2 separate regions of the Homo sapiens genome follow, and region 2 is linked to region 1. Evidence: read pairs that join two places in POLR2A ChIA-PET (ENCODE). Cell type or tissue: Panc1. All regions are shown on one strand. Each heading gives the region's core, and the rest is flanking DNA. Links, peaks and the distances in the headings are about the cores only.

The links. ChIA-PET counts read pairs that join two places held together with the same protein. Peaks named below come from ENCODE experiments on the same cell type or tissue, not always from the same donor. Only the 100,000 strongest peaks of a DNase experiment are listed, where the experiment ranks them.
Region 2: POLR2A ChIA-PET joins it to region 1 with 5 read pairs; 2 of 35 experiments call an interaction of 5 or more read pairs at or near these places.

What each region holds. Positions count from the first base shown.
Region 1 is chr6:35,948,584-35,956,589 of GRCh38, reverse strand. It overlaps SLC26A8 (solute carrier family 26 member 8), which reads left to right. Exons shown (of 20, transcript NM_052961.4): 17 at 1,070-1,438; 18 at 5,091-5,145; 19 at 5,243-5,427. Among named protein-coding and RNA genes, the nearest start is that of SRPK1, 31 kb to the right of the region's middle. In Panc1, for the core only: no CTCF peak of the experiment used is centred there; a DNase peak (open chromatin) is centred at 4,041.
Region 2 is chr6:36,211,906-36,214,405 of GRCh38, reverse strand. BRPF3 (bromodomain and PHD finger containing 3) reads right to left here. Exons shown (of 13, transcript NM_015695.3): 8 at 20-526. Among named protein-coding and RNA genes, the nearest start is that of BRPF3-AS1, 16 kb to the right of the region's middle. In Panc1, for the core only: no CTCF peak of the experiment used is centred there; no DNase peak of the experiment used is centred there.

The DNA of each region.
Region 1 (8,006 bases), core at 2,685-5,184:
TTCCTGTAAATGCAGAGTCCACATTTGCATCCTGCACATCATTGTGTTCCTGGTCCTTGTTACTGTCCTTAAGCTATAGCAGGCAGTCTGGGCCTTTAGGAGGTTGACAGCAGTGGTAAAGACAGCCTTGCTCATGTAATTTTTTTTTTTTTTTTTTTTTTGGACATAAGGTCTTGCTCTGTTGCTCAATCTGGAGTGTGGTGGTGTGGTCACAGCTCACTGCAGCCTCAACCTCCCAGCTTCAAGCGATCCTCTCACCTCAGCCTCCTGAGTACCTGGGACAATAGGCGTGTGCCAGCTTTTTTTGGGGAGGGGGCAGGGGGGCACGACAGGGTCTCACTGTGTCACCCAGGCTGGAGTGTGCACTGGTGCAATCTTGGCTCACTGCAACCTTCATCTCCCAGGCTCAAGCAATCCTCCCACCTCAGCCTCCCCAGTAGGTGGGGCTACAGGCTCACTGACACGCCCAGCTATTTTTATTCTTATTTATTTTTTATTGTTTTGTATTTTTTGTAGAGACAGATTTTTGCCATGTTGCCCAGGCTGGTTTCAAACTGCTGAGCTCAAGGGATCCACCTGCTTTGACCTTCCAAAGTGCTAGAATTATAGGCATGAGCCACTGCACCCAGCCTTCAAGTGCTTTTTGTCTTAAGGAAGTCTGAAAGGAGACTGTTGCACTGATGAAGGAAGAGGGTGCTGAGACAAGGGACTGATGGGAAAAAAATACTTCACACAAAGTATTAGTAGGCACTGGAGACTAACTAGGACCCAAGCATGAGGAAAAGGAGTAAAAGATGTTTTAAGTCTGGCTCACTGGGACAGTGATGAACATCAGAAGTTGGGAGGGGGGTGTCGTGGGTGGTGAAGATGAGGAAAGATGACTGTGGGGGCTTCAGTTGTGAGCTTGAAGTGACAGATATCCAAGTAAAAAATGCACAGTACCTACTCTCGGGAGAAGTTTCATGAGAGAGGGACATGAGCTGGCAGAGACAAGAAATAGCATCGTTGCAAGTCCTTCCGGCCCTTGTTGGTGTCTTACCACAGCCCTCCCTTAACTCTGTCGTCCCAGATTCTTTACACAGAGCGATTTGAAAATAAACTGGATCCCGAAGCATCCTCCATTAACCTGATTCACTGCTCACATTTTGAGAGCATGAACACAAGCCAAACTGCATCCGAAGACCAAGTGCCATACACAGTATCGTCCGTGTCTCAGAAAAATCAAGGGCAACAGTATGAGGAGGTGGAGGAAGTTTGGCTTCCTAATAACTCATCAAGAAACAGCTCACCAGGACTGCCTGATGTGGCGGAAAGCCAGGGGAGGAGATCACTCATCCCTTACTCAGATGCGTCTCTACTGCCCAGTGTCCACACCATCATCCTGGATTTCTCCATGGTACACTACGTGGATTCACGGGGGTTAGTCGTATTAAGACAGGTAAGTACTGAGGAGGCCTTGGCAGGAGCTCTGATCCCCCTCCTACCATCCCAACCCCACCCTGATCCTGATTGAATTCTGTTAGTCACTGATCAGCTGCTATGAGACTGCTAGGCCACCAGAGCCTTGGACACCAAAGGCAGTACAATATAAGGTCAATCAAAATAAAAAGAGAATGAACCAATTCTTTTTTCTTTTTTCTTTTTTGAGATGGAGCCTCACTCTGTTGCCCAGGCTGGAGTGCAGTGGCACAATCTTGGCTCACTGCAACCTCCACCTCCCAGGTTCAAGAGATTCTCCTGCCTCAGCCTCCTGAATAGCTGGAACTACAGGCATGTGTCACTACGCCCTGCTAATTTTTGTATTTTTGGTAGAGACGGGGTTTCACCATGTTGGCCAGGTTGGTCTCAAACTGCTAACCTCAAGTGATCCGCGCACCTCGGCCTACCAAAGCTCTGGGATTACAGGCGTGAGCCACCATGCCCAGCCTAAAATGAACCAATTCTGATGTATTGAGCTGCGGTTGGTTTGGTAAGCATAAAACATTATTATTTCTCAAGAAATGAAAAACAGGACACTCTGAACTTCACTGAAACAGCAATCTGTGCCACGCCCAGTAACTCCCAGAACATCCTGGGAGTCAGCTGCAAATCTCTTCAAGGAATAGGTCTGAATGCTTCAGAAAAAAAGCAGCTCACCAGGAATTCTCCACAGTTCAGCTGATCTGAGCCAGCACTGTAAAAGGCACTGGGCTGTCTTGTACTCCAGTTTGAAGACGTTGGGATGAAATGACACCTCAAACTTGGGGCTGGCTGTCCAGTACCTGCAGGGTCTTCCCCACTTCCTTCCTCACTGACACATCATCAGGTGAAAAGGACAAGGATGATTTTCCCTTCAAAAGCTGTGTCCCCGGGTCCTGACTTCTTTTCTACTCTTGGGTTTCTCTAACAGTTCTCTTTTGTCTTCCTCCTATATGGTACAGACAGTTTAAGTGCACAGCTAACCATATTGATGTCATTGTTTAATGCCTCATAAGTATAATATTCCTTTTTAGCCAGCTTATCCCAGTTTACAGCACTCTGTCTCCCTCTTGGTGATGGCTCAGGTTTGAACATCCTGAACACTCATGGTGTTTGAGTGCTTCTTTTGAGATTTGCACACCTCTTTTGAGATTTGTGCCTTTGGATGGTTTTCCTTCTTTTATCCTCAGAACCTATTTTGTCATATTTTCTTACTCCTAAGGGAATACGACTGCCTCTTAAGTGAGTCCAGCTTCTCTTTGGTCTGGGGCAAAAGGAAGCTTTTCATAGCAGAAAGAACTCTGGTTTGCAGTCTGGGATGTATGCTCTGTCTTGGCTCACTGTCCTTCTGACCCGAGGCAAGTTACTAAATTGAACTGGGTCTCCGTTTCCTAATCTACAAAATGAGAGGTTTGGAAGAGATTAAGAGCTTTCCCATCCATGAGATCCTTTTATTTTTCAACACCACTTTCTGACTCAATTATACTTTGAAAATCTGTTGTTATTTGGGCTTTTCCATCTTATTCTACTGGGCTATGTTCTCCCCTCCTGGTCCTGGGCTGTAGTTGTTACTTTAGATTTTATTCAGCCCACGTTGCTGAGTGTCTACTACGTGCCAGACTGAGCTGGGCACATGTATATACACTATCTCATGTAATTTTCACAACTGCCTTGAGAGACAGGCCATACTTTCCCCTAAGAGTCTGAGGCTCACAGCTCATAAGTGGCCTGTCCAGCATTGAAACTTTTAAGTATCTGACTTTATATCATACTTTCTCTCTGTTCCATGGTATAGTTGTGCCATTGTCTCCCTTGCTCCTCCTCTTTTTGTAGAGGCACCATATGTTCTGGTCCTTGGCAGCACCCACCCACACCTGGCCCATGTTGATGACTTTCTGTTCCATCCCCAACATGGAGACAATGTCAGACGCCTTTCACTTTCAGCCTTCAGAGATTCATGGTGTACTTTTGCACTCTAAAAATACAGGTTTCTTCATTTCCTTTGTAGTTGTGTATACTGCCTCCTTATTGGAAGAAATCATTCTATTTACTTTATAATTGAAAACTGGAACCTAAGAAAAATCCATCAGTCCATTTTTTTTTTTTTTTTTTTTTTTTGAGACAGCATCTTGCTGTGTCGCCCAGGCTGGAGTGCAGTGGCATGATCTCGGCTCACTGCAATCTCCACCTCCCGGGTTCAAGTGATTCTTCTGCCTCAGTCTCCTGAGTAGCTGGGACTACAGGCGCACACCACCACACCCGCATAATTTTTGTATTTTTAGTAGAGACGGGGTTTCACCATATTGGCCAGGCTTGTCTCGAACTTCTGACCTCGTGATCTGCTTGCCTCAGCCTCCCAAAGTGCTGGGATTACAGGCATGAGCCACCGCGCTCAGCCTACCCATCAGTCCATTCTTATTGGAGACAGCCACTCAGATTAAACTTCTTCCTAATTCATGGGACTTTCCTTTTCCAGCACTTGTCATTTAGAGTCTGTTGTGGCCCTTTGCCAAATGACTTTGTGATTTGCCATATGATCAAGAATGACTTCATTTCCTCTTGGTAGTGAAAGAAGCAGAGTTCGTTTCTTTTGACACTTTAACTTAGTGCTCAGGGTTGGTGTCTACTTAGTCTTAAGTATTAAAGTCGATATTGATTTGCTTTGAAGTGAACTTCAAGATTTATTGCCCCACAGTGTATATATTGGCTGAAGCAAACTTGAGGACAGTAGCTGATGTTTACTTATCTGATAGTAAACATCTGATGTTTTACTAAAATCAAATGCAACTTTGCAAGGCAGCTCTGAATGTGACCCTCAGGGTTTCTGAATTCCGTTCCCTACTGCATCACTTGAGCGTCTCTGAGCCACATCTTGCTTCCTCTGCTCAGTAAACTCCAGGGGGAAGTGGGGGTCTCATGCAAACACTAGGCCATCATGCCAAAATATGGTTGTTTGAGATGATTCTCCAGAGTGTTTGCCTCACACCTGTGCCTGTCTCTATGCTAGGGCTTTCCTCCTGCAGACGTCCTGTCTTGATATATACTGTTTATCCCCTTGAGACTATGGGCAGCTCTCCCTCCTGCTCCCCACCCTCACATGACACGGTCTGATTCTCTTTTGCATTCCCAGCACTGTAGATGTTTTCCGGCATAGAGAACTCCACTCATCAAATGTTTGTAGAGCTGAATTGGGATGCAAGGTACATATACCCCCAGACAAGTGAAGGGCCAAAGGGGTTTTAAAACTCGGCTAATTGGCTGGGTGCAGTGGCCCACGCCTGTAATCCCAGCATTTTGGGACGTCGAGGCAGGCAGATCACGAAGTCAGGAGTTTGAGACCAGCCTGGCCAATATGGTGAAACCCTGTCTCTATTAAAAATACAAAAATTAGCCAGGCGTGTGGTATGCACCTGTAGTCTCAGCTACTTGGGAGGCTGAGGTGGACAAATCACTTGAACCTGGGAGGCGGAGGTTGCAGTGAGCCGAGATCATGCCACTGCACTCCATCTGGGTGACAGAGTGAGACTCTGTCACAAAAAACCAAAACAAAACAAGACAAAAACTTAGCTAATTAGAAGGCCTTTCCTAGCAAGTATAAAGCCTTCTGATACTGGTTTTCTCTCCCCCCACAGATATGCAATGCCTTTCAAAACGCCAACATTTTGATACTCATTGCAGGGTGTCACTGTGAGTATCCTTCACCCTATGAGAGGGCTGTTTTGCACCCTGGGTCCTCTGCTCCCCAAGTATCTGACATTGTGTGTGTTCTGGGTTTGGTTTTTAGCTTCCATAGTCAGGGCATTTGAGAGGAATGATTTCTTTGACGCTGGCATCACCAAGACCCAGCTGTTCCTCAGCGTTCACGACGCCGTGCTGTTTGCCTTGTCAAGGAAGGTCATAGGCTCCTCTGAGTTAAGCATCGATGAATCCGAGACAGTGATACGGGAAACCTACTCAGAAACAGACAAGGTCAGACAAACCGACAAAGCATGAGGTTGGGGGAAGGGATTGAGGGCAGTGGGGGGATGGGTGAGGGGTGGTTGGGGGCTGGGAGTCAGGATTCCTGATCAGATAGAGGAATAATGTCCAGGAAAGGTATTTAGTATGGCTGTACCAGAATCTGGGATGTTGAAATGCACCCTTACCACTTGGTAAATAGCAGTGGATCTGAGCAGCCAAGTGCCCTCACTGTCATGGCATCAGGGTTCCATTCAAGAAATTTCCCTAACTGAAGAGAGGGTTTGCCCAACCCAGCACAGACCTCAAGGATCCTTCTACAGCATTCTTGGTTAGTGTCTATTACCAGTTGCTAAATATTCTAAATGTCTCCCCTAGCTATACCTTTAGAATTCCTCCCCACCCCACCCACTCTTGGGATGAATAATAATACTAATGAACTAGCAGAGATTCAGATCTATAATCTTGTCTAATACCTCAGCTTTATTACCTTTACATTGTTGTGGTATGAGATTTACTCAAGCTGACCAAATGCAAAGGAGAATAATATATAAGTCTGAATTTTCAGCCTTTTATTAATACTGAGACCTGGCTGAGTGCGATGGCTCACGCCTGTAATCCTAGCACCTTGGGAGGCCGAGGCAGGTAGATCATGAGATCAGGAGTTCGAGACCATCCTAGCCAACATGGTGAAACTCCTTCTCTACTAGAACTACAAAAATTAGCCAGGCATGGTGGCGGGCACCTGTAGTCCCAGTTGCTTGGGAGGCTGAGGCAGAATTGCTTGAACCCGGGAGGCAGAGGTTGCAGTGAGCTGAGATCACGCCACTGCACTCCAGCCTGGGCGACAGAGTGAGACTCTGTCTAAAAAAAAAAAAATACTGAGACCTGGGCCTACTTTAGCATTTTCAAATCAGTACCTGTGTAGGTTAAAGGTTTCCAAAAACAAAAAAAGGAAATTAAAACAGATGGGCACTAAAATATTATCTAATATTATCTAATGACTAGAAATCATTATTAAACAAAGCCTAGTTGATGAAATGAGACACCACATCTGAAACAGTTAAGACCGTACAACGGGCGGGCGAGATGGCTCACGCCTGTAATCCCAGCACTTTGGGAGGCCAAGGCAGGCGAATCACTAGGTCAGGAGATCGAGACCATCCTGGTGAAACCCCATCTCTACTAAAAATACAAAAAAATTAGCCGGGCGTGGTGGCACGCGCCTGTAGTCCCAGCTACTTGGGAGGCTGAGGCAGGAGAATCGCTTGAACCCAGGAGGCAGAGGTTGCAGTGAGCCGAGATCGCGCCACTGCACTCCAGACTGGGCGACGGAGTGAGACTCTAAAAAAAAAAACAAAAAAACACACACACACACAACTAGTTAACTGGTAGTTAATAAAAAAACAACTAGTTAACTAGTAGTTAATAATTAGTAATGACTAACTAATTGGTTTGAATTATGCAGTCTGCTTTTACTATAAATGGAAGTTTCTCTATTTTTTAATTTATAATTATGATACTCGATATATTTGTTTTTACATATTTAGTCATATCTATTAATGTTTCCTTTTCTTATTATATTTACTTTTTATTTAGAAAGTCATTCCCTCTTAGAAGGTAAATAAGACACATTTTCTAGATTTTTATGTTTTTATTTTTTATATGTTATACTCTTTAATGTAAATAGAATGTATTTCAGTATACAGGTATTGAAGGGTAATCTTTATTTTTTTTTTATTTTTGAGACAGTCTCATTCTGTCACCCAGGCTGGAGTGCAATGGCATGGTCTCGGCTCACTGCAACCTCTGCCTCCTGGGTTCAAGCGATTCTCCTGCCTCAGCCTTCCAGGTAGCTGGGACTACAGGCGCCCGCCACCACACCTGGATAATTTTTATATTTTTAGTAGAGACAGGGTTTCACTATGTAGGCCAGGCTGGTCTTGAACTCCTGACCTCATGATCTACCCGCCCCAGCCTCCCAAAGTGCTGGGATTACAGGCATGAGCCACTGCACTCAGGCTTAATCTTTATTTTTTATCTATGTAGCTAACTATTTTGGGCTATATGCCATCTATCTTAGTTCATTAGTGCTACTATAACAAAATATCTGAGACTGGGTAATTTGTAAATAATAGATATTTATTTCTCACAGTTCTGAATGCGAGAAGTCCAAGATCAAGGTCCTGGCAGTTTCAGTGTCTGCTGAGGGCTTCTTCCATCTTCTCTCAGCAGCATCCCCACATGGCAGAAGGTGGAAGGACAAAAGGGTTTATGCTAGCCCTCCAGCCCTTTTATAAGGCACTAATCCATTCACAAGGGCAGAGCCCTTATGACTTAATCACTCCCCAAAGGCCTCACCTCTTAATACCACCACAATGTGGATGGATTTTGGAAGCCACTCATGCAAATCATACCACCATCCAACCATCTATTGAATAAGCCTTCTTTCCCCTACTGATATGTTATTTTCATAAAATATTATATTCTTATGAAAACTAAAGTGTATTTCTAGTTTAGTTGTGGATGTCATTTTTCTGTATAGCTTCAGTATCACAGTGTTTTTTGTTTTTGTTTTTGTTTTTTGAGAC
Region 2 (2,500 bases), core at 1-2,500, 260 kb before region 1:
AAGTCACAGGCAGGGTCACCTGTCTCTTCCTCCTGCTGGGGGGACCTCTCCCCTTCGCTCTCACTACAGCTCCTGCTCCTTGGCCGCTTCCGGGAGTGGCGCTCTTCCTCGATGCTGGCTGGAGAGGCAGGAGAGCCTGCCACACCATGGTCCTCGCCATTCTCCAGGACCCTGTCTGGGCTTCTCTGTAGCTTAACCCCATTCTTGGCCTTCTTGAAGAGGACTGATGTGCGGCGACCCACACCACTAAGTGGGGTACCGGCCGGGGTGTCAGGGGCCATGAGGGATAGTCTGTTGATGCCATTGTCACTGAGCAAGCGTTGCAAAGGCTCATTCCCTAGCTGCAGTGGTGATTTTTCCAAGAGCTCATCTTCTTCCACCTTTCTGGGCTTTAGGAACCTGCTTGGAGGTTTGCTATCATTAATGGGTTTCAGAGTAGGGGGCTCCGGGGGGGATTCTTGCTCAGACAAGGAAGGTGCAGGCCCAGTGGGCTCCAGGGTTGGCGGAGGAGGCAGTTTGGAGTCATCTATTAGAAAAAAAGAGAATCTGCTTGAACATTTTAGAAAGAGTCTGCTCCTACAAGCTAGATACTGACACTGACAACCAAGGACCAAAAGCATTGGCTGTTATAAGGCTTGAGATGCATTCAAGGTCTTAGATCTGAAGCAAAGAGAAAGGAGGATTAGGTTTTTTTTTTTTTTCAGAGACAGGATCTTGCTCTGTTGACCAGGCTGGAGTGCAGTGGTCTGATCACAGCTCACTGCAACCACAAACTCCTGGGCTCAAGTGATTATCCTGCCTCAGCCTCCAAAGTAGCTAGGTCTATAAGCACACACCACCACACTTGGCTAGGCTAATTTTTCAAAAAAATTTTTGTAGAGACAGGGTCTTACTGTGTTGCCCAGGCTGGTCTCAAACTCCTGGCCTCAAACAATCCCCCTGCCTCTGCCTCCCAAAGTGCTGAGATTACAGGGATGAGCCACTGTACCCATCCCCAGGAGAAGTAAGTTTTATCTACACTAGTAGTTCTCAACCCTGGCTATGTATAAGAATCACATAGGAAGTTTCTTAAAAATTCCAATGCCTAGGCTCCATCCCATACCAACTGAAACCAAATTTGTAAAGATAGGGTATTTTGTTTTTTAAAGCTTACCAAGTGAGTCTAATGAAGTGAGGATTGCAAACCATTGCTCTACACAAAGAAAGCCACATGCTTAATCAATAAATAGGTTAAGTCTCAGCTTGACAGATTAGGTATCTACAATTCTCACTGGACTCAAGAGTTTTCTCATCTGTCAATCGATTTTATTTCACATCACCCAAGTAAGAACAAGTACAGCAGGCAGAAAAAGTTCACAAATGTGAAAAACGAGACCAAGTAAGTTAAATCAGTGGTTGCCAAACATGTGTGCTCACCTACCACCTTGAAACTTTTTTTTTTTTTTTGAGACGGAGTCTCGCTCTGTCGCCCAGGCCGGACTGCGGACTACAGTGGCGCAATCTCGGCTCACTGCAAGCTCCGCTTCCCGGGTTCACGCCATTCTCCTGCCTCAGCCTCCCCAGTAGCTGGGACTACAGGCGCCCGCCACCGCGCCCGGCTAATTTTTTGTATTTTTAGTAGAGACGGGGTTTCACCTTGTTAGCCAGGATGGTCTCGATCTCCTGACCTCATGATCCACCCGCCTCGGCCTCCCAAAGTGCTGGGATTACAGGCGTGAGCCACCGCGCCCGGCCGAAACTTTTAAAAATTGAGACTTCCAAGCCAAAGCCCAGACATCCCTAACTGAATCTATGGGAGGTGAGGCTACACCTTTTTTTTTTTTTTTTTTTTTTCTAGGTGATGCTGTTGGCCTACTGGGCACAACTCTGTACTGCCACAGCCCCAGAAGTAGGGATACAAATGGCATGCTGACTGTCATACGGGGAGTCCAGAGGAGTCACAATGGACATAAAAGCCCTCTGATGTCAAATGTGATCTCTCAACTATGTCTCCATTCTCTGCCAACCTAAAATAAAATGGGCTGTTACCTACAATTTGGGCCCCTATCCATTGGAAGTAACTTCCAGCCTTTTCGACTGTGTGCGTGACAGGCCCTCCCAAGCTATAGGCTCGGATCCGAAGGCAGGTATGAGGGAGACAATTCCATCCCCAGTGAAGGAGAAGAATGAGAAGCAGCTTAGCTTATAAGGTTCCTGGGTTTCTGAGAGTCACTTCCCTGGCTGTCTTTTCTTCTTTTTTATTTTTATTTTTTTGTCTTTTCTCAAGATCAAGAAAAACTGTGGAAACCAACTATCTTTTATAGTCTGGCCTCTCTACTTGAGATGGGCCTGTAGATTCAGCCAGATGGGGTAAAAACCATGAGGTGGCTCAAAAGCCCAGGGTCTTTCCTTCTCTGCTATCACCTCACACCCCAACCTAACCTGCTCTAGAGTCTCTCCACGTGATGTTACAAGGTAGGCTGATATTTAACTGGTATGTACAATACGGCTGTATCAGGTG